Regions from separate parts of the Homo sapiens genome. Here all the other regions are linked to region 3. A link is a loop called in an ENCODE intact Hi-C map of the cell type or tissue named here. Cell type or tissue: heart left ventricle. All regions are shown on one strand.

Region 1 (8,000 bases), 950 kb after region 3:
ACACAGGGGAACTGTGGGGATAGTTGCACATTATGAATATACTGAAAACTACTGAATTGTATACCTTAACGTGCTGAAGTTATATTATATTAATTATATGTTAATAATGATAATAAATTTTTTAAAAATACATAGAGGAAATAGCCTATGTCCTTGCAAGGCCAGCAGGACCAGGACTCAAGTGGACAGCTCTAAGTATGAAGTATTGTGCATGTTGCATTCTGCTTCAAAATACATCTATATCTGTTGTAACTGTTTAAAGATAAAGTTATTTCCCAGTTAAAATGCTTAATTTTATCCCCTCAGATATTCAAATAAAATTGATACCCCAGGTGGACGTGCCTTAGATGGAGAACCCTGTGGCAGCACCACTCACTTGTGGCTTGAGAAACACAAAGGGGAGGTGGGCTTACCAGGGTGAGATCCCAAGGTGTGGATCCCAGAGTACGAATCCCACGATGTGCATCCTAGGGTATGGGTGCCTAAAATGGTGCTGAAGGTCTGACTTAGGGTGACTCTCACTCACATTTTTCACAGAATAAGTTCAGAACTCTGGGCTATCAAAAGCCCATTGTCACATGTGTGGACCCATGCATCCACTCTCACCCTTCCATGTTCTGTTCACAGTGCTGCCTCAGGTCTATGACATCCAATGGCAGCAGGCATCGTTCACCTTGTGCGTGCCCAACTCTGACTCCCAGGGCAGTCTCCCCACACCTCACGGGCTTCATGCCACATATGAAGCAGGCCTCTGGGGGTGGTCTCAGCCATAGCCTCCGAGAGCCTTCGAGACTGTTGCTCTGCAACACCAGTGGTCCCTTCCAACCAATGTCCTTTCTTGCCTCCAGCTGACATGGTGACATCATGCTCTCCAGCTTCAGTTTTAAGCCATGGTGGAAAATGTTTGGGCATGCCTTGCACAATGGACATATCTTGCTCTTCTCACTCCATCCACAGGCCTTTTGCCTAGCCGGCCTGCAGATGGCTGTGTGTGGAAGGCAGGGGTATGTCAACATTGAAAGAAATCACATTCTAGGAATGTGGGGGTTAAGGCCTAAAAAGTCAAAGAGAAGACATGATTGGTAGATGTGTCATGCTACATTTACATTATGAAATTTCAAATGGCAAATTTAACAAGACCAGAACATTATCATTCAGATTCTCTGCATACTCTGGGTAGGATTTGTATTTGGTCTCAACAACAAAGCACAGCAACAAGATTAGAGGGAGTTGCTGGAAGCCAACATCCACAGGAGGCTGACATGTGACTCAACATCGCAAGTAAGCAATGATGTCACCAGCATGACATGTGAAGCCCAAATGCACCTAGATCTACTAATCTGGGGGTCCTAGGTAAGGTGACGTTCCCTGCCGAAGGGCCCAGAGTGCCCCACATAGCAACAGAGCTGTCACCTGCACCCTCCGCGCTCATCCTCCCTGTGCTCTGTGATCTACTGCCCCCTGCAGACCTCCCTGGACACACCTCATCCCTCTCCTCTCTCAAGTCCAGACTACCATTTTCTGGCTTCTTCCAGGCCACCCTCAAACCACCATCTACGCCCACTGCAGATCTGCAAACACCCCCTGCCTCCGTCTCCCAGAACAGGGCTGCCTTCTCCTTCTAAGACCCAGTTCTGTCGCAGAGCTGTGTGGGCCCCTAATGATATAGCAGCGAACCCCATAATTCCTGAAGGGCTTTTTCAAAAGTCATTTTGTTTCTGCTATACATTAGCCACAAAAGAACTAATTCTAAAGCAAAAAAAAAAAAAAAAAAAGACAATTATGTGAAAAACGGCTCGGAACCATGAAATAGATGCTGATTATAAATATAGGCTTCAGGCATTATGAAATGAGGCAGCTCTAAATTTTCAAAGAACAAAGAAAAAGCAAGAGGATTTTCTAAATATCAAAAAGACTTTCAGGTTATAATTAGTAAATTGACTAACCTTTTTAAAGGTACAAGTAAATTTCTAAAGCCTGCAGCATTCATGGAATTATATATGCTGTAAGTCTAGGGGACTGACTCTGCCAGCCTCCTCACTTCACAGATGAGAAAACAAAAGGTTCCATGACTTTCCCAAGGTCATAAAACAAGTTTGTGGCTGCTAGAATTTTAATTGGAGCTCCTGTCCTCCATCTTCAGTTTCTTTCACCCATTCTACAATGGAAGCTACTTTCACAAATAGGCAACAACGTTCAGATTACTTGCATAAATATATGGAGATGGTGTTTGTGGAGGTGGTGGTAGTGATGGTGGTGGTGGTAAGAGGGTGGTAATAATGGTAATAGGGGTAGTAGAGGTGGTGGTAATAGCTGTGGTGGTGGAGGTGGAAGTGGTTGTGGTGGAGGTGGTGGTAGAGGTAGTGATGGTGGTAATGGAGTGATGGTAGTGATGGTGGTAGATGTGGAGGTGTTAGTGGTAGTGGTGGAGGTGGTTGTGGTAGTGGTGGTGGTTGTGGTGGTGGTAGAGGTAGTGATGGTGATAATGGAGTGATGGTAGTGATGGTGGTAGATGTGGAGGTGGAAGTGGTTGTGGTGGAGGTGGTGGTTGTGGTGGTGGTAGAGGTGGTGATGGTGGTAATGGAGTGATGGTAGTGATGGTGGTAGATGTGGAGGTGTTAGTGGTAGTGGTGGAGGTGGTTGTGGTAGTGGTGGTGGTTGTGGTGGTGGTAGAGGTAGTGATGGTGATAATGGAGTGATGGTAGTGATGGTGGTAGATGTGGAGGTGGAAGTGGTTGTGGTGGAGGTGGTGGTTGTGGTGGTGGTAGAGGTAGTGATGGTGGTAATGGAGTGATGGTAGTGATGGTGGTAGATGTGGAGGTGTTAGTGGTAGTGGTGGAGGTGGTGGTTGTGGTGGTGGTGGTGGTAGTGAAATGATGGTAGTGATGGTGGAGGTGGAGGTGGTAGTGGAGGTGATGGTGGTGGTAGAGGTGGTGATCGTGGTAATGGAGTGATGGTAGTGATGGTGGTGGTGGAGGTGGAGGTGGTAGTGGTGGAGGTGGTGGTTGTGGTGGTGGTAGAGGTGGTGATGGTGGTAGTGGAGTGATGGTAGTGATGGTGGTGGATGTGGAGGTGGAGGAGGTAGTGGTGGTGATGATGGTGGTGGAGGTGGAGGTGGTAGTGATGATGGCAGAGATAATGAAAATTGCAGTGGGGCCAGGCACAGTGGTGCACACCTATAATCCTAGCACCTTGGGAAGCTCAGATGGGAGGATTACTTGACCCCAGGAGTTCAAGACCAGCCTGGGCAACATAGGGAGACCCCCATCTCTATAAAAAATAAAAAGTTATCTGGATCTGTGGTCCCTGCTACTCAGGAGGCTGGGGCAGGAGGAGGATCTCTTGAGCCTGGGAGGTTGAGGCTGCAGTGAGCTGTGATTGCACTACCGCACTCTAGCCTGGGTAACAGAGCAAGACCCTGTTTCAAAAAAAAAAGGAAAGAAAAGAAAAGAAAGAAAGAAAATAAATAGTGGTGGTATGCATATGTGCTGGGAAGTTGAGGAGTGAGGAATAGTTCAAGGGCAGTTCAAGGGCATGTCAGCCAAAGCTCAGATTCAGTTAAGAGTGAATATATATAAGAAACTGGCAGAATGAGGAAAAGGATTCAGCCGGTATAGACAAATCAATTAGATGTATCCACAAACAAAATGACAGAAATGGTACAGCAGCTGAGGAAGCAACAGGGTCATAAGGACCTTTCAGTGTGGGATTGCCATGCATGCTGGATATTTCCAGGCTGCGGAAAAGCTCCTAATAGTGAGGCTCCTTGAGTGCAGGTACAGGTTGTGAAACCCATCAATATTTGTTGATTGCCTTTTCTGTGCAAGGACCTCAGCTGGGCCGTGGCAACACAAGGGTATGCAGGAAAGCAAGAGAGGCCATACCCTGTCCTGCTCCATTTTCTATCTTTAAATGTTGGGGGTTTTGTGTTTTGTTTTGTTTTTTAATCACGGGAGAGTTGCCTGGATGAATAAGACAATTCATCAAGTCCTGCCAAACCATGAGTGGTGGTGCAGGCTGGAGGAGCCCCACTTATTTCTTACAGTGAAGTTAGCCTGTCATTAAAAAGTGCCTGTGTAGCCATTCACTTTGTGGCCCACAGTGCCACCGTGTGGAAGGCACCTGTTGGCTGGACATGCACAAAATAAAACCGAAGCAGTGGCAGCTTTTAAACCAGCCCATCACCTTCACTCGGGGAACCCAAAGCACTCCCTCCATGTGACTATTATGCTCAATTTACCAAAGAAAAGGCCGTTGGATCTGTGGGTTCAATGAACCCTTAGTGATCAGCTATGTGGTCTAAGTTCTCACTGATCTCCTCTCTAAGATCCCTGATTGAGGTCAGAATCGCAGAATCAATGGGCACTTCTCTATTCTTTCATACCAATCATTTGATCCATTGCACTGATAGTTTATTGAGTACAAAATGCAGCTTCCTCTTCCACAAAAGCCTAACAATGGTCAGCTATTGCCAATGGAAGAACAATTCAGCTCATCCCATCTTTTCTGGATCAGGTCCTTATATTACCCCCGCCGCCCCCAAGCTTTACTTAAAGTCCTCTCTATCCCTTTGAAACATTTTTCTTTCTGGCTCCCTGCTTAGGTTAGCTCTTCTCGCTTGTCTTGTCATTAGGTGGAATAATACATGAAGACACTCCTGGCACAATTACTGCCTTGGAATTGGCCCAGTTCAGCTTATCAGATGATGAGTGTCTGCTATGGGCAGATGCAAGTGATATAAGCATCAGAGACACCTCCTTCCCAAAGAACTTAACACATGTTAGTGTCTCCACTGGCAGCTCTGTTTTCTGTCGACTATGCTAAACGTTGAGCCTGCATCTTTACATCCAGCAGGGAGATAGGCTTGCAACCTTTTGTAACAGACACAAGCATGAACACAGATGTAGAGAAGGCCACACAGGTGCAGGACAATTCCTTCCACATCCTTTCCACCTAAGCCTGGAGAGGACTTAGCGGACCTTCGCAGCTCCCCTCAGAAACTGGCAGTGAGGCCAAGCACGGTGGCTCACACCTGTAATCCCAGCACTTTGGGAGGCCGAGGCAGGTGGATCACCTGAAGTCAGGAGTTCGAGACCAGCCTGGCCAGCATGGTAAAACCCCATCTCTACTAAAAATACAAAAATTAACTGGGCATGGTGGCGCATGCCTGTAATCCTAGCTACTCAGGAGGCTGAGGCAGGAGAATCACTTGAACACAGGAGGCAGAAGTTGCAGTCAGCCGAGATCAGGCCACTGCACTCCAGCCTGTGCAACAGAGTGAGACTCCATCTCAAAAAAAAAAAAAAAAGAAAGAAAGAAAGAAAGAAGAAACTGGCAATGAGAGACACGGGGAAGAGAAGAAAAGTGCAGAATCACACTTGATGCTCTGTTGATTTTAGAGGTTACTTTACTTAGATTCCCTAAAAGCCTAGAATTTGGTTATAGCATGTGAGTCAGCTTATTATAAATATGTAATTCACTTTGGATTTTCTAAAGCTGAAAATGGTCTTCATCTTTATCTCAGTTACACACCACTACTAGGTTCCAGCCACAAGACCAGAGCATCTTCTACTTCCTAAATTGTGGGCTCAGGTTTTCAGGTGATAAAAACCTTTTTCAGGTTGTCACTATAAACCTATTATATATTTCCAATCAATGTTATCCCTATATGTATAAGTTCAGGACATTCTTCAGTTTACCTCAGAAAATATAGCTAATTAAATTTTCCCTTTTTATATTGAACCATGCAGTCATGGAAGGGAAGAGCTGGTATGGTCCAAAGACACAAACCAGTGCAGCAGCTCCCAAGTGCTAGGCTGTGGGCCAGAGCTGGTCCATTGCTAAATTTTCATTTGTCTAAGACAAAGTATGAGGCCAATTGTCCATTCTTGGAGAGTCTTATCTTCTTACTCTTCTGGTATTAAAGTGTCCTTTATAAAATGATGGTGATTGTTGCATACTTTATTTTATGTGCTGACTTGGCAAAATAAAAGTTAGCAACCTTGGATCAACTGCAAAACTTTTTGTTAACAGCCTATAGCACAATGCTACCTCACACTACCAGGGACTATACTCCTGCATTACAGAGAACTAGCCTAATGAGAATCCAGAACAGGAAGAATTGCGAGAAATGAGACTTTCTGCTTAGAAGTATTCAGAAGATGCCCACAACTAAGGTTCAAGACTCAACTTCAAAGAAGATTTCTAATTAGAATTCATGAAGGCACCTACCCATCAGAGCATTCCATGCGTTCATCCATATGTGGAGATTGGGATGGCCTCACAAGAATGTGATGTGATTTCAAATTTGAAAAATAGCCAATATAAAATTCTAAAAGAGAAAAATAATCAGAGTATCTGTGTCTTGCAAGATGGTAAAACATATGATAAAATTTCCATGACTAAGAATAGCTCACTGTTAGAACCAATAAATGGATTCAGCAAAGTTAAAGGATACAAAATCAACACACAAAAATCAGTTGCATTTCTATACATTAATAATGAACAATCTGAAAAAGAAATTAAGAAAACAATCCCACTTATAATAACATCAAAAAGAATAAGATAATAATACACCAAATCAAGCAAACAAAAGATTTGTACACTAAAAACTTCAAAACATTGCTGGAAAAAATTAAAGAAGACACCAATAAATGGAAACACATCATGTGATCATGGATTGAAAGACTTAGTATTGTTAAGATGTAAATACTACCCAAAATAATCTACAAATGTGATGCAATCTCTATCAAAATCCCAACATTTTTTGCAGGAATAGCAAAATCTATCCTAAAATTCATATGGAATCTCAAGGGACCCTGAATAGCCAAAACAATCTTGAAAAAGGAAAACAAAAGTGAAGGTCTCATGCTTCCTGATTTCAAAATTTATGACAAAGCTATAATAATCAAAATAGTGTAGTACTAGTATAAAGACAGACATGTAGACCCATGGAGTAGAATAGAGACCCCAGAAATAAAAATTGCATATATGGTCACATGATTTTCAACAAGGGTGTTAAGACCATTCAATGGGAAAAGGACAGTCTCTTCAACACATGGTGTTAGGAACACTTGATATCCATGTCCGGAATAGCGAAATTTGACCTCCCCCCTCCCCACCTTATAACATATACAAAATTTAACTGGATCAAAGACCTAAATATAAGACCTAAAGCTATAAAACTCTTGGAAGAAAAGATAGGGAGAAATATTCACAACATTGGATTTGGCAAGGATTTCTTGGAGATGACACCAAAACACAGGCAATAAAAGTAAAAATAGATAAACGTGACTACATAAAAATTGAAAATTCTGCATCAAAACACAAAATGAACAGAGTAAAAGGCAACCTATAAAATGAGAGAAAACCATTTGCAAATCATATCTAACCCCACAATATATAAAGCTCCTATAACTCAACAACAAAAAACCCAAATAACCCAATTTTAAAATAAGCAAAGGACTTGGATAAACATCTCTTCAAAGAAGATACACAAATGGCCAACAAGCATATAAAAAGATGCTCAACATCACAAATCATTAGGGAAATGCAAATCAAAACTGCAATGAGATATTATTTCACATCCATTAGGATGGCTGATATTTTTTTAAAAACAGAAAATAACAAGTGTCAGCAAAGATGGGGAGAAATAGGAACATTTGTGCATTGTCAGTGGGAAAATAAAATGGAAAACAGTATACAGGTTCCTGAAAAATAAAAAAATAGACTATATGATTACTATATGATCCAGTAATTCCACTCTGGGTATATATCCAAAAAAGTTAAAAATAGGATCCTGGAGAAATATTTGCACAGCTGTGTTTATAGCAGCACTGTTCACAATAGTCAAGATGTGGGAGCAACCCAAGTGTCAACAGACAAATGGATTCTTTAATGATATATATTCATACAATGGAATATTATTTAATCTTAAAAAGGAAATTGTGACACACACTGCAACATGGATAAACCTTGATGACATTATGCTAAGTGAAATA
Region 2 (8,000 bases), 590 kb after region 3:
CTAAGAAATCCTAGAACAGAATTCCTGCATGGAGACATGAGTTGGATCTCAGCAGCAGCTACTACCTTAGTTATGGAATGTGTGTTGTGTAATTCTCCGGAGTTCACAGTAGCCTTTACTTCTGTCCTCTAAATTGAGACCAAGTGTTGGGTACCATTGATCATGCTTCTTCCAGTTATATGATCTGCCTGGCTCCAACTTTTTCTCTGGGCTTAGGGGGATGAAGGCCAGGGACATTCAGAGACACTGCAAAAGGAGCAGCTGCTTTGAGTCAGGTAAGTATAGACCATAGGGAAATATTGCTGGAACATCATTAGTTGTCAAGCTAAGACATTTATCTTACCTGGTGGGAAGCTATTGAAGGTTTTAGAGAAGTGTGTCCCACCACCAAAGCCATGCTTAGGAAGATCAATCTGGTGCCAGCCTGTAAGATGGCCTCAGAGGCCATGGGCGGAAGCCAAGCAGTCCATAATGGGGATTTCTTGCAGGAGGGAATGAAAGCTTGAAACAAGGCTCAGGCAGTAAACCAAAGAGGAAAGGAAGGACACTGAGTCCCCTGTGAGGGAGAGTGGGCAACACCTGGCTACTCATTGGAAGGGAGTGCTGAGGGGAAGGCTCTGAGGTTTTGAATCTACAGGTTCTGAGCCATCCAGCCAGAATAAGGACTCCAGAGAAGGGAGTACCAAGGCCACCGGACAATAAGGTCCAGTTGCCCTGGGTCCCCCTCAGATGTGTTCACAGGCAGAGCGATGAGGAAGGGGTCCTGCACATCTTCCACACCTTTGCCCTATACACATCTCACTTTCTTCTCCCTTTTACAAAGCTCTCAAATTTCAATTGACACCATCTTCATATCTGCTAGCCATAGAAAGGCAGATAAACTTTATTTCAAAGAAAGGACTCTTACAAGTGATTAAAATCTTTTATTCACCCCCTCGCCATTAATATGGTCTATGTTCCAGCCAGGGAAAAAGATGGGATGCTGTCTCCAATGCAAGGACTTGCCTAGTGTCCTTATAGGATTTTTGTATAAAACTTCGACTGGTGTCCTCACCTCAAGTCCCAGGCCCACAGCACACCTGCTTCCCACCAGGCTGCACACTGCATCCATCAGGCCCTCTCTGAGTCCTCCCCAGCCCTCCTCAACCCTGAATAATTCAAGTCCTTCACAGAGCCCTAGCTGCAGCTACCCATTACCTGGGAGAGTTAATAAGAAATTCACCTTCCCTCCCTGGCACAAATGACTTCCAGTCAGTTCATTCTCACAGGAAATAAATTTTAAAATGGAAATTAAACAAAACAATTGCTAGCAAAGGTAATAACATGTCACCCCTGCAATCTGCCTCTGAGAGGAATATATTACTATTCCAAGATCGCAGCGGGCTTAGGGAACCACCAACCACCCAACCCGCTCCAGGCTGCAGGGTTTTGCAGTGCTGGGTGGGCTGGCCCTGTGGCTCAGGTGTCCATGCACTGGTGCCCATCAAGCTGCTGAATGGATCTCAAAACCACATATCTACTCCTCAAAACACATGGGCTACACATAGGTAAAGGCCTCTGCACTCACTTCTGAGTTCTCTGTGGCCTAGAGTTGTGATGCCTTTGTCCCTAGGACTGTGCCCAACACCAGTCAAGACTTCGGGGACTATAACACAGTGATTAGGAGACAAGATTGTAGTGGATACAGGCTCTTTCATTTACTACCTGTGTGACCTTGGGCAAATTACTTAAACTCTCTAAGCTTTGGTTCCTTATCTGTTAAATAGGATAAAAAAAAAAAAAAAACCTACCTCTTAGGATTACTATGAAAGCAAATAAATTAATGCTTGCAAAGCCCAGTGCTTCACAGATCATAAGTGCTCAATAAATGTCAGCTTTTATTATTATTCTATTTTTTAAAGGCCTCCAGGGTTGAGACAGATATTCCACAATGTAAAGCAGGTCCCATGTGATTTATTATTTAGAATTGTATATTCTATTTAAACATGCAGTGTGTTTCTTTAAAAGGCATCATATCTTTAAACAAAACTTACAGAGTTGGAAATCTGAGTCAGGAGTTGAGTAACAAAATTGAGTAGAGATGTCTGTTAAACAGCTTAGAATTCACGGACCAGAAAAATCACAAAACTTGAATTGAAATGCTACTAGAAGTGGTTCCAGGCTACATACATATAAATGTACAGGCAGGATTGCTTATTTTTTACTGGAGGAGAAAAACCTGAGACAATATTTATATAAAAAGAGATAAAGACTGTAATCAAATAACTAACCGGAAGGACTAAGAAAGCAACATAACTCCTACTTGCTGATTCATATAAGCACGTAACTAAAGAATATTGACATGATAGAAAAACCCTCACAGCGATTTGGATGCCAAACTTTGTCTGTGTTCCAAAGTGAATGTTTTTATCCTGTGGGGAAGTTTCATCATGAATCAGGTTGTTTTTCACTTAACCCTGGGATAAAGGATCAGTTAATTTTACAAGAAAGGTTTAAATAAAAGCTAGATGAAAACCTTAAAGTTTGACATGACTATATCTCCACCTTGTGATGGAATACTATGTGGCCAGTAAAAATGATGGCAGAACTGTTAGTGGGATGTACATACCACCTAGCTGAAGGACAATTCGACAATACATATATTTAAAATATTTAGGAATTTGTGCACCCTTTGATAGAATTCCATCTCCATTACTTAATTTTAAGAAAACAATCTTGACAGTATATAAAGAGAGAAGCACAATGATATTGAGGATCTTCATCAAAATGTTTTTCATTGTCATTAAAAGTTGTCTATAAGTTAAAAAATGAACATTAAAACATTTGATCAACTGTTTAGCTCATATGGATGTGTTTTCTTGCTATTATTTGATAAAATTTTCCCCAGTCACATCCTACCTTTGTGTTTTATCTTGCCCAGGTCTATCAGGTGCCAAGCAAGGAGATACTTTAACAGTGATTGAGCTTGAGCTCTGGGGCCACAGGGCCATGGGTTTGAATCCTACCTTTGCTGCTTGCCTGGTGCATGTTCCTTAACTTTTCAATCTCTTCATCTGTAAAATAGGAATGATAATAATACTTACCTAATAAGGTTAGGAAGAAGATTAAATGAGTTAATGTGATATCAATTATACAGAGTAAGGCCCAATATTTACCGTGTTCCAATAAATGTTAGCTATCATCAATAGAGCCTTTTTTTTTTAAGACAGAGTTTGGTTCTGTCACCCAGGCTGGAGTGCAATGGCATGATCTCAGCTCACTGCAACCTCCGCCTCCTGGGTTCAAGCAATTCTCCTGCCTCAGCCTCCTGAGTAGCTGGGACTACAGTCATGCACTACCACACCCGGCTAATTTTTGTATTTTTGGTAGAGACGGGGTTTTGCCACGTTGGCCAGGCTGTTCTCAAATTCCCAGCCTCAGGTGATCTGCCTGCCTTGGCCTCCCAAAGTGCTGGGATTACAGGCATGAGCCACCGTACCCGGCCAATTCAGCCAATATTTCTGACATCATCACATCAAACACATCTGGACTCTAAATCCCATGAGCCCTCAATTAATATTTAGCTAAATCACTTGTGAAATTGTCAGGAACATGAACATGATTGGATGTTCATGTTCCTGATAATTCTTCAGTGCTTACACTGATGATCTAGAAATGGTGACACTTCGCAGAAAATCAGAGATGATACCCTCTCTCCCTAGTACACTCCTCAGTATAGAGCTCAACATTCAAAACAACCTTAGACATTCCTTAGACCCAAAAGATCCAAGACCAGGGTCTGCAAAGCATAGACAGCCAAGAGTCAGTGTACCCAGCCTGTTCTTCTAGGAATCTTCTGCTGGACCAAATTCTAGGAATAAACATCAATCCGTTAGAGCAGGGGCCCAAAGTAGATAGGAGCCCTAGCCAGAATCCATATTACCCATTTTAGTCCACACTGTGTTTTAATTTTTCTAAACATGTCAACAATTAGTTAGTAGGTTCCACATTAACATTTCAGGCTTCTGAAATACAAGAAGAGTTGGCCACACCGGGCCCTCATTTCCCAAAGGCAGTAATCCCTGGAAGCTGAGCAGCAGCTGCCCCCTTCAGGCAGGGCATGGGATCTCCAATCTGCCACAGTCTCGGTCCACTAGCTTGACTTACCTATATTTGCTGAGCCCTGAAGGCACTTGGTTTTCTGACCCTGCTCCACACCATGCATTTGTGTGTGTGTGTGTATGTGCACATACGTACGTGTGTACACACCTGTGGTGGGGAAGGGTCTTGGCTGGAGTATATTGTTGGGAGTCTCCTAGGACTTAGGAATGTTTTAAAAGATGGAGGCAGGCTTTAGCAGCACCAATGGAAGTGCTTTTAAGTAAGCAGGATATTTGGGGTGCAGGGTTTCTAAACACTACTTGCAAGCTATGACTGTGTGGGCCAGGCCGTAGGCAGTCTCGCAGGGCTGGTTAGAAGTTACAGAATTCCTGTGCTGTCCCCTGTCAGCAAAGTGCTGAGACAACAAACTTAACCTCTCTGTCCAGAGTGAGCCTATCAGCCATGGTTATTAAATCCCACAAAAGGGAGAAGAGGAGAAGTGAATAGGGCTGAAAGAAAAAGCACTTTCCCCATTTGGATAGCTGTGCAGAACAGGAGCTGCTGGAGAAAGGCACGGAGTGTAATTGCTGGCCTGAAAGAAAAAGAAAAACTATAAAAGGAAAGAAAGAAAGGCGGGGGGAGGAATTGATAATGAACAATTTATTCTCAGAGCTAACAGTTAATTAATTCTGAAAATATCTGTCAGGCTAATAGAAATGGGGGGAGGGCTATGCCACATACACAATTAATAAAATAATAATAACAAAAAAGGAAAGAAAAAAGATTTTTTAAAGGTGTTACTATCTTCTTACAGGCTGGGCCCTTGGCTTCCCAATGTCATTTTCAACACAATTTTTTCCCCTCCATCTCTTTTCAGAAATTGTTCTCATGAATGATTTATATATGTCTAGTTATCTGGAGTGATTTCTATGGACCCCAGCGCATTGCTGCATAATTGTTAATTTTAACGCCATAATAGCTTCAGATGGAGGAAGAGATTAGGCATTTATTGCACAATTAAATGAAACATACTTGAGAATCACAAAGGGTTCCATAATTATTTCAGACCATTAATAAAATGGGCATTAAATTATATGGGACACAAAAGGGAAAGGAAATAGATTTTCATTACAGCAATAGAAGCTGAGAGTAGTAATAGATCCTTGTTGAATTATCTTTCTCTCTCTCTCTCTGAAATTAATTGTTGCCCAGCTTATTTCAAAGCAAAATAAAGGAGGGGAAAAAAAGTGTTTTAAAGAACCTCTGATGAAAGGGCTTTGTTTGATGGGGACAATAGCCAGTGATACACTCCAAAAAACAAGGTAATCTTTGATTCTGGCTCCTTGCCTTTAGTTCTGAAGACTTAAAAGGCAGTGTATTCAGCAGCATGGGGCTTCCCCACCCCTACCCAACTCCCAACACAACATGAAGATTCGGGTGGGATAGGGAAAGGTGGGGATGTCAAGGAAGGGTGGGCCACTGCTTCTCTTTTCAACTGCTCCTGAGGGGAGAACTCAGACCATTATACATGACTCCACACTGCTTGACGACACTAAGATTATCCAGCTTGAACTTCTTGAAAGAGAATAAAAATGGAAGGAAAGTCACTTCATTCATTGTGTTATTTATTCAACATGTGCTAATCTTCACACCAATATTATGAGGAAGGTACTATTATTATCCCCATTTTACAGTTGAGGAAACTTGAGATGGTTAAGAAATTTCCCAAGGTCCTACATGCACTAAAACAGCATTTTAAAACAAAGGAAACAGTGTCCCTGCCCTCAAAGTACTCATTTTCTAGTCGGGGGAGACAGACAAGCGCACAGAAAAGTCTGATACCATGTCACTTACTGCTGGACCTGTGAGCTGCACCCAGACGCCAGCACAGATCTGTTGTTGCAGCAGCAGAAAACGCAGTGGGATGAAGCCCTCCCTCTCCTTTTCCTTCACTGTACTAACGTTATATCTTCCCAACAGAATTCAAGCCAGTGCTCCCTCCATTACTGTAATGTGATCTACCTTTGTCCCTTGGGGGTCCTGTGAGCAGGATCCCTGCCTAACTCTCTTTGGCATTAATGGCAAGATGACAAAAGGAGGCCAGCGTCCCTGGAGTGGTCTTCAATCCACATAGGCTGCCTCTGCTACGAAGTAATGACCATGATGAAACTAGTGTGGCCGCTGCTTTAAACTAGAGGCATTAGAGTAAGGACTAAAGGTCAAAAACTCTAGTGTGAAAGCTGCAGCAGACCTCAAGCAACCAAGAAGCTCCTGCCATGGATATTGCGCTATCACTATTATCTCAGGCCTCTGAATGTCACTCTGGTATCCAGGCATGTCTGTTGCTGGCTCTACCTGAAATCTGGTGGGGCTATACCTCAGAATCCAGAACTATAAACCGAACGTCTCTGTCCTGATGCCACAGTTCAGCTTCACAGGGTCTGCCCAAGGCTGCCCAGAAACACTAACCTTTTACTCCAAAACCTCAGCTCTTTGTCCCAGCCCACGGATCTTGTAACACTTAACAGGAGTCACGGTGTATAGAACTCAGATCAAAGAGCCCCCTTAACTCCATTAGCAAAACAGAGCTTGGCAATGGGAGCCCAGGATTTAAGGAGATAAGGCACACTGCTCTTTAGAGGAACTCACCCAGAAGTAGCGGGAACAGCACAGAAAGGAAGGTAGGGGTCTGAAGATACCTCTGAAAATGACCCAGATGTCAGCATCACGCAGAAGGTCAAGTTAAGAAGGACATGTACCAAGTTAAGTGACTTAGAGCCATGTGAACATAAGACCCATAGCCTATGGATTTCTCTTTTTGACAAGGTAAGCCACTCATAAGGTAATGTTTCACCTGACAATTCTTCCACAATTTGTGTATTAATAAAACTTTTATCTTCTCTATTAAGAAGAATAATCTCCAAGCAGGTAGTAAGAAAAAATGAGTTCTAAGAAAGATAAGGAGAAAATATATGAGCACTTTCAGATCCAAATGAATTACATAGAAGAGACTAAAGAGAACAGAGAGAGGCAAATGCCAAACTGTAATTGGTAATTTTTATGGAATCATGGAGAACAGGGAAGTTCTCAAGAGATTAGGATGTAGACTTAAATAGTCTCAATTTTTACTAAGATAGATTCTTGGGACAGTATATCAGTGGTTTTGAAATGGTTTTTCACCTGCCTTTCACACACAAAAATTCTAGATTTTTATTTAGGTTCAACAAAGAAACTAATAAGGAGGATGTGGTTTATTAAATGAAAAGGTCTAAGGCAAGGGACTTCCTTCCTTGAAGTATGGCAGACTAGATATTCCAAAATGCCTTCCCTGGAGGTCTAATATGACTAGATTCTGAATATGTTACAATAAACACATATTTAAATGTATAAGTGAACTCAAAATAAGTAGGAGAAATTCCTGTTAAAGACAAAACAAAACAACACATAATTTTTTAAAAAATTCATGAGTGATAACCATGAGCAAAATTTTGTGAAGCCTTAAGGGCAAATACCAATTCAGGGACCCAATGTCTTGGGGATTGACTACTGTGCAGGGAAATGGAAGAATAAAACATAGTCAAGAAAAATGTGGGAAATATGCCCAAGATTCTTACATCATGCCAAGACCCTTGAAAAGGGTGGTACCATGGGTGAAATAAGGGGTAAAATTATCCAGCTGCCAATGAAAGGAACCTGCAAGAATTATGTTTGCTCTGCCATGATTCTGGATAGAAAATAACTGCAGCAACAATAATAATAATTATACTAGTCTCTAGAGAATTTGCTATCCTAGACTCTCTTCCATTCAGACCTGGAGTTCAAACGTATAATACTCATAGGTTAGCTAAGAAATTCGAGTAGTTCAGAATTAATAAAAACCTGTCACATCTGGTAATAAGAAAGGGAAACACTCTCTAACT
Region 3 (8,000 bases):
GTGACTATATTTGAAGACAAGAACTTTAAAGAGGTGATAAAGTTAAAATGAGGCTGTTGGGGTGGGCCCTAATCCAATGTGACTAGTGTCCTTATAAGAAGAGGAAAAGGCACCAGGGATGTGTGTGCACAGAGAAAGACCATATGAGGACATAGTGAGAAAGCAACCATCTGCAAGCCGAGGAGCGAGGCCTCTGAAAAAACCAAACCCACCAATTCCTTCATCTTGGACTACTAGCATCTAGAATTGTCAGAAAATAAATTTCTGTTGTTTCTGCTTGCAGTCTGTGGTGTTATGGAAGCTCAAGCAGAAGAGCTGACTGTTTTTTTCCAAATGGTCCAACGAGCTTATTCATAATTTTTCCAAACTCTCCAAAGCAATTCCAAACATTCTGTCAGTTCCACCCCTCCTTCCCTCATCTCCCACAAGCCTTCTTTCAGGGATGCCACAAGCTAATATGGAACCTTGGCTCATATGGGGTATAACGGAGGGCTTGGGCACTCAGCCCTCCATGAGAACACCTAGCTTGGTGAGCCATGCACGGGCTGGGCTTCAGTCCCTGCTGATGTGAGTGGTGTGTCTGTAGGCAGAACATAATCCAGACTTAGTGCCCTGCCCGCTGTCCTCCTGCTGTGTTCTCTCTACCTCTTCTCTAATCCCTCTCCGTCATCCCCAACCTTCCCTTTACCACATTTGGTTCGCCTGTTTCCTGGTTCTTACGTTATTCTCTTTTTTTGTTTTATTCCCTCCTTTTGCTGAAGCAAAACTTCCAGTGATTTTCTAAAACCAATACACAGGAAGTCAATTGTTTGAGTCCTTAAATGTCTGAAAATGTTTTTATTGTATCCTTACACTTGATTATCAGTTTGGTCAAGTATAAATAATTGGGATTGAAAATGATTTTTCCTCAGAACTTTGAAGTTATTGGTCTACCATATTCTGGCGCCCAGTGATGAAAGCTCCAGAACCTTTCTGATGATCTGAATAATAGTATTGATATAAATGAGGAGTATCTTGGGAACCAAAAGGAAACCCATTTAAATATAGTAATTTGCAATTGTATATGCAAGATTATACAAGAGTACATGTAATGTTACATTATGAAATAATACATGCAAAAGAGCTTAGGAAACTCTGAAGTGTTAGACATGAAAAAAAAAAATTTTAGCCACAATTTTGACCTCAGTTGTATGTACGTTTGATAATATGGAAGATACCACCGCCCTCCCCCTACCCCAGCTTATGTATAATTCAGTTGACTTTTATTTTAGGTTGGATCCAAGTTTAGTTCTAAACAATCATTTAAGAAAACAATCAGTTAAAGAAATATAGAGAAAAGGCCTTCTTTGTGTGATATGGAAGGAGGCCTCAAACTGAGATAGGCCATAAAATTATCGTTGGGGAAAATGTGCACTTCTGTCGTTACAAGCACATTGCACAATCTAAAATTCATTCAACAAATGTTTACTGGGCAGTGCGCTGTGCCAGGCCCTGTGCTGGGTGGGGGGCAGAGAGGACTGAGCCACTTGGACCTGGCCTCCACTCTCCTGGTGTCCATTTTGAGGGGAGGAGACGGACATGAACAAATTAGAATGTGTGAAGCAGTTAATTACACTAAAGTAAGATGAGTTTTGTAACAGAAGGAATGCAACGGGCAATGGGAGCCCCTGGAGGGTGGGATCCTAACCTGGGGAGTCATGTGAGCCAGGCCTCTGGGGGAGGTGAGGTTTAGGCTGAGAGTAGAGAATGGGAGAGGTACTCAGCACTTTGGGAGGTGGGAGGATCGCTTGAGTCCAGGAGTTCCAGACCAGCCAGGGCAACACAGTGAGACCTCCTCTCTCTCTCTCACACACACACACACGCACACGCACACACACATGAAGGGGTGGAATGAGCCATGAGCCACGTGAAGTGGCCAGAAGGGAGGAGAGCTCCAGATAGAGAGAATAGTGTCTCCTAGGTATAGGGGAAAAGTGCCGTTTTAAGAACTTAAAGAATTTCTGTGTGGCTGTACCATGTGGGGAGACAGGTGGTGAGACAAAGCTGGAGAGTTTGGCAGGGGCTCAACAGCGGAGAGGTTTGGTCTTCATCCAAATAGCAACCAGAAGCCATTGCAAGGTTTTGGAAAGGGGAGTGACACGATCAGATTTGCTTTTTACAAAGAATGCTTTGCGTGGGTGGGAGAAAGGATGGAGGCTCTAGTCACCCAGGAGAGAGACAAGGTGGTCTGAGTATGTGTTGGAGGTTGAGAAAAAAGCAGGAAGATTCTGGGAGACAGAACTAAGGTGCCATTTTGTTCTCCTGGAAGAGAGAACAAGTTCTGTCAGAGGCTGAGAGCTATGGCTGGTAGGGGAAGGTAGAACAGGGATGGTGCGACAGTGACCAGGCACAGAGTGTCTCCAGAGTCACACAGTTCCTGCGGGTCAAGGCCTATAGGCATATCCACCCAGGAAAAAAAATCAGGAAACCCTGTGGCAAACGTCCGGGGTTGAGCAAGTTTCTGAAGGCAAGCAAAAGTGTGAGAGCAGAACATTGTGAAGACAGGCAGTTGGCAAAAGTCAGGTACTGGCCACCTAGACATGAGATGACCTTGAAGCTGATGCATGATTCTGGTCAGCAGGGTTTTCTGAGCACTCTGTGAGGGTAGGAGTATCCTGCAGAGTGGTGGCCTCCCAGAGAGGACAGGTACCCGCAGGTAAGTGAAGGCTCCCATCAGTTCTGCCAACTCTGCCTTCAGGATGCAGAAGTAGATCAGACATGGCTCCTCAGAGGTGACTCAGGCATGCCAACAGGACAAAAAAAGCAATACTCTCCAAGAAGGGGATATAATATGTTCCATTGTCCCAAAGTATTTGTTCACAGAATGCCTTTTCTATGGAGCATCTCATGGAATGTGAAGTGAGTTCTGTTGAACTCAGTTTGGCAAGTGTGCACTTGGTTAATTGCCATTATGGAAGTGTGTATGAATTATGGAGGACCACAAGATAAGGTACAGCCAAGCATACCCTGGGAGGTCAGGGAAGGCTTCCAGAAGTGATGGTATTTCAGCTGCTACTTGAAAGGCCTGACAAGGCAGCAACTGGGGGGAAGTTCAGAAAGAGGAGAAGACTCTTCGGAGGGTAGAGCTAGTACTATAGTAAACTCAGTGGGACTAGCACACTGCATATTACATAGGACTTCAATGTTTCACCATGACGAGAATCACCACTGTGGATAAAAGGGTTTTGGGCCCTTGCAGCAGGTGTGGTTCTGAAAGATAACTTCTGAGTAAGGACTGAAGGAGAAATATGGAAGGATGCAGATAGGATGAGTCCATGGGAACTGGATAACGGCTGGCAGCAAGGAATTCTCAAGTCCTTGCCGCAGTAGTGGGAGAAGGAACATCACCTAAGTTGGGCCTGTTTGGGTTTGAGGTTTGGTTTTTGATTGGTTGAATGAATGGTTTATTGGTATTCTGTAGAAACAGATTAACGTGAATTTGTTCACGGCTTTTCAGACTTGGAATAGCTAAGTTCCTCATTAGGGGATTTATTCTTCACTAAAATGCGGCCAGATGCTGTGCTATAATAATAAAGTGACCATAAGAGGGCGCCAAAGACAAAAGTATGTTGCTGTTTTCGGCAGAATAACTTCAACAGAACACTGAAAATAGGACATAAAAGGAAAGGCAGAGATCTGAAGGGGGCAAGGAAGAAAAAGAAGACAGGATGAACTCACCAGCAGAGGGTTACAGATTTGTTTATCGTCTTGGTAGCAAAGTATTAAAATTACAGAGCAAAACAAAATCTACCCACTTTTCAACTAGTCTGCTTTAGAAAGGGACTTAAGAAAATGTATTCTGAAGTACAGTTTGTGTTTTGCCTCCAGACCCTGAAAGCGTTTGTGGGTGAATAGTCCCCTTCCTCTTTCTCCAGGCTCTAAGTGAAGTGAAGATAATCCCTTCAGTTTTCACTCCTCGGAGTGCAGGTCAGAAAGGGCTAAAATAGGCAGGACATTTCTTCTGGCAGTCTCATCCTTGGTTGCTTCTAGGGGAAAGATGAAATTCGATTTCATTGTACTTAAAATGTCCGAGTCAACTTAAACAGAAATACTTGTTTTTTGTTTTCCAAATGAATGAAGCCAGTTTGGAGCTCCTCTGCTTTTCTTTCTGCAATGCTAATATATCCTTTTGTATACCCAATACCCATGACTTGAAAGAGCTTTAATAGAGTCACATGATTTTGAGACTTCTTCACATTGTTTAGAAATACTCATTTGAATGGTAGAAAATTAAATCTTTTTGCCCCTTCCTTTCCTATATTTTATATTTACAAACAGCTAAAACGCTAAGCTTCTTTAAAATAAATGAATTTCAAAGAATTCTGTGATCCATAATAGACTATTTGGAATTATTATTAAATAACAGAAATTTATCTTGAATTTTGTTTAAACCCAGGAGCATAAAGTAAGAATTGTTCTTTTAAGGAAACAGAGCTCTTTCTATGTGGTGCAAAATCTCCCAGTGACAGCTGAAGAATTCAGCTTATAAATAATCATCCATAGGAAAGTGCAAAGGGCCCCTAAAACCTTGGGGTGGCCAGTCTTCCCTGGACACTTAAAAAACTCAAAATAGATTCACCAGAAAGTATAAAATCATCTCTCAGAATAGGAGCTTGTCTGCCTCACTAATCATACATACTGTATATATTATATATTTTTCTTTTCTTTTTTATTTCTTTTTGGTGAGAGTATTTTTTAAAAAGTTGTGTGGCCGTGATACAGGTAATTGCTTAAGCTTAAAAAAAAACTACACTGAACAACAAATCTCTGATAGTGTTTAACACTGAAAGCTGTTACCATGGAATTGAGGAAGCAGTTTTTATCCTAGAGAAGAGCTGGGCACAGAGACAATGAACAAGGTTAGGAATAAATGGGTATCTTGTGAATAGAGAAGTGCTAAAAGTGGGGACCTCGTGGGATCGGTGTTTTGTGCATCTGTAATAAATGACCAGAAAGAGATGAAGGACAATAAACTCTTCCGGTTTGTGGAGGATACCAAATGCACAGAATCCTAGCTGGGCTGAGAGTCCAACGTACTCAGAAGGGAGGAGAGAAGGCAGAATCAAGTAGAGAAAGAGAGAGAGAGAGAGAAAGAGAATGCGAGGGTGGGATATTGTGAATCAGGAGTTTATGCCAAGTTCAAAGTTACAGAAGAGTTGCAGTAGGATGTGATGATAGAGCCAGGGCTTGGCTGTGTGGACTGTGTAAAAATGTAACTCATCAGTTATCCGTTATTGCCAAATAGGGGATCTACTTAGCTTGGGTTCCAAAGGACTGAAGATTAACCCCTTACATGCTAAAAGTTTCGCATAAGCCTTTTAAAATGGATACTTTTAAATGAAAGGAAATGTTCTTCTGCCTTGATGTAAGAAACACAAGAGAACATTTTCTTTTTCACTAGGTTCACAGTTATAGGGATGTGTGTGTTACACATCTCTGAATGCCCTGCAGTGTTTGCATTTGGAAGGGGTGCAACAAATACCGGTGTCATTAGTGAATGTCAAATGGGTACCACTGTCTGTAGGAGGCAGGTAGAACGTGTCTAGAATCCTGTGCTAGGTTGTTAAAACTATTTCATCTCTCTCTGTCTCTCTCTCTGTCTCTCCGCCACCATTGTGTCTTCTCCTTTTTCTTCCCTCCCTCTCTTTCATGAAGTATATCAAACATACAGAAAAGAATTGAGAACAATTTAATGATTATTTCAGTGCCAGTATTAACGTAACATTTTTGTAACAATATTAACATTTTATATGCTTGTGTCAGAGTATTTTTTAAATATACAAAACATTAGATATCCAATTGAAGACTGTGGATTTCTCCAAATCCTTTTCTCTCCCTTCCTCCCTCCTTCCTTTCTCCTTTCCCAGAACTAATCACTTTCTCAAAGTTAGTGCATATTTTTTCTGTCTGATATATATTTACTACATTACATATGTTTGTTTCAATAAGCAATGTATAGCTTTTTTGAGGTATTTTAAAAACTTTACCTAAATGGTACACTGTATTAATATAATTCTGCAGATTGCTTTGGTCATTCGACATTATGATTTTGAGGGATAGATCAGTGATGTATTTAGATCCAATTTATTCATTTCAGTTGCTGCTTTGTATTTTGTTATTTAATTTAGTAAAATTAAATTATCTATTCACCTTTTGATGGACATTTAGATTGTTTACAGTTTTTCACTGCTAACAAGCAATGCTGTAATGGATGTTCTTGTATCACTCTTTGTGACTCCCTTAAGCATATGGCTGAGAATTTTCTACCTATACACTAGCCACTGGAAGTGTGGCCAGCCCAAACTGAGCTGTGCTGTAAGCATAAAATACATTGGATTTTGAAGACTTAGCATAAGACAAGAATACTAAAAAATCTCAATGATGTTATCATATTGACTATATGTTGAAATGCTGATACTTGGATATATTGGGTTAAACAAAATAAACTCTTAAAATTAATGGTTATCTGTTTAAAAAATTTATAGTGTGGTTACTAGAAAAATATAGAATGTGGCTTTCATTCGTGACTTACATATTGGACTGTGTTGCTATTAATATGTTTCTCTAGGATTTGGGTTTTAAGTATTCTTCTCCTTTTCTTTTCTATTCCTTCTTTTTGCTCTTAACGGCATTTGATTTTTAGAGCCATTGCTTACCTATGAAGGAGTTCCTTCCATTGCAAACCCACCAATCATGTCCCTCCTTCTGTAATCTTCACTCTTAGATTCTCCCTGGCTTTTTAATTTCTGCCTGTACAGGGTGGCTGCTAGGGACACTTGTGTGTTTTCAGATGCTCTGGATGGCTGAGGGTGTTTGATGCTTGACTAGCGGATAAGAGAGGTGTGACTTCATTATTTATGGAGTTTTGGGGTTATCACAGCATTCCATTATGCCTTCTCAAAATTATTGGTTTGAGATTCTGCTTAAGGACACAGATTTAGCTCTAAGCTATCACGCCCAAACTTATAGTATCTGTGAGTCAGCTTCTCTACCCAAGGAACTGAATAAATCTCTGAAATGCTAATCCATCTTTAAGGAGCCCAATAGTCAAGGTTTCAAGGGAAACGTTCCCCTCCCTTTCTCCCCCACGAACCCCTGCCATTATTCTCTCTAAGAAGGCAGGGATTTGAGACACTCTCAATCCTGCTTGAGACAGGGATTGGGTATGCACCATTCTCGCTGCTATCACAGCAGCCTAAAAGATGGCAGCTAAGCCAAGCTGGAAGAAGCTTCTGTTCCCTATAGTGGTGGCTCCCCCATGTGTGACACGGCTCTGCTCTCTCGGCATCACCATTTCCAATGAGAAAATAAATTGCTTCTGTGCAGTCGCATGCAAAGCAGAGAGCCCTTTTAGCTGGCTGGAGCTGGGAGGTTGATAGAGAGCAGGAATTCTATGCACCAATTGTTAGTGGGTAGAGCTAGGGATGATTTTTCATTGTCTGCTGAACTCCAAGCATACCCTCTTGGAGTGGGTCTCAAATTTGAAAACAAATCTTCACAGTGACTTTTCCAACCTGCTTGGCTTTAGAAGGATGGAGCTGTTGCCCAAATTTTTCAAAATCCCACCAAGTTGAGTGACACCACTTCTATTTGGGCAGAAATATTTCTACTTGTCATGTAACACTCCTATCTTCAACCAAAGCTTTGTTTACACAAGCAGAGGGATTGTGCTGCTGTTAAAACGTGGGCTTTGTGGTTAGGCAGAGCTGGATTTTAACTGGAGCTCTACCACTTTTATCAGCCCTGTCGGCTTGGACAAGGTATGACCACCACAAGGCTCATTTTATGCACCTGTGAAGTGGAGACAATGACAGTACTTACTTTATAGGTTACTGGAATTACTATTACCCTGATTACAACTATTATTATAATGTAAGCCAATTTGAAAAGATTCACCTGACTCAAGCAACTGGCTGCTTTGGGCTGGTTAGTACGCTTTAACCTGTTGTTTTCAAGCTAAC

The links. Hi-C counts contacts between places; a loop is a spot of excess contacts. Peaks named below come from ENCODE experiments on the same cell type or tissue, not always from the same donor. Only the 100,000 strongest peaks of a DNase experiment are listed, where the experiment ranks them.
Region 1: it touches region 3 in a loop (8-fold over the local background); 34 of 110 quality-filtered maps call a loop at or near these places.
Region 2: a loop joins it to region 3, with 5 times the contacts of the local background. A loop is called at or near these places in 17 of 110 quality-filtered maps.

Annotation. Positions count from the first base shown.
Region 1 is chr3:138,048,275-138,056,274 of GRCh38, forward strand. LOC105374128 (a long non-coding RNA gene) reads right to left here and starts at 7,486. Exons shown (of 2, transcript XR_001740930.2): 1 at 6,232-7,486; 2 at 1-1,054. In heart left ventricle, CTCF peaks have their summits at 1,456 (motif pointing left) and 4,106 (motif pointing left); no DNase peak of the experiment used is centred here; H3K27ac peaks cover 203 bases.
Region 2 is chr3:137,688,914-137,696,913 of GRCh38, forward strand. LOC105374126 (a long non-coding RNA gene) reads right to left here. Exons shown (of 3, transcript XR_924533.2): 2 at 3,006-3,053. Among named protein-coding and RNA genes, the nearest start is that of SOX14, 71 kb to the right of the region's middle. RefSeq lists an enhancer at 5,959-6,924. In heart left ventricle, a CTCF peak has its summit at 4,102 (motif pointing left); no DNase peak of the experiment used is centred here.
Region 3 is chr3:137,101,880-137,109,879 of GRCh38, forward strand. No RefSeq gene overlaps it. Among named protein-coding and RNA genes, the nearest start is that of IL20RB-AS1, 120 kb to the left of the region's middle. In heart left ventricle, CTCF peaks have their summits at 3,574 (motif pointing right) and 3,780; no DNase peak of the experiment used is centred here; H3K27me3 peaks cover 2,420 bases.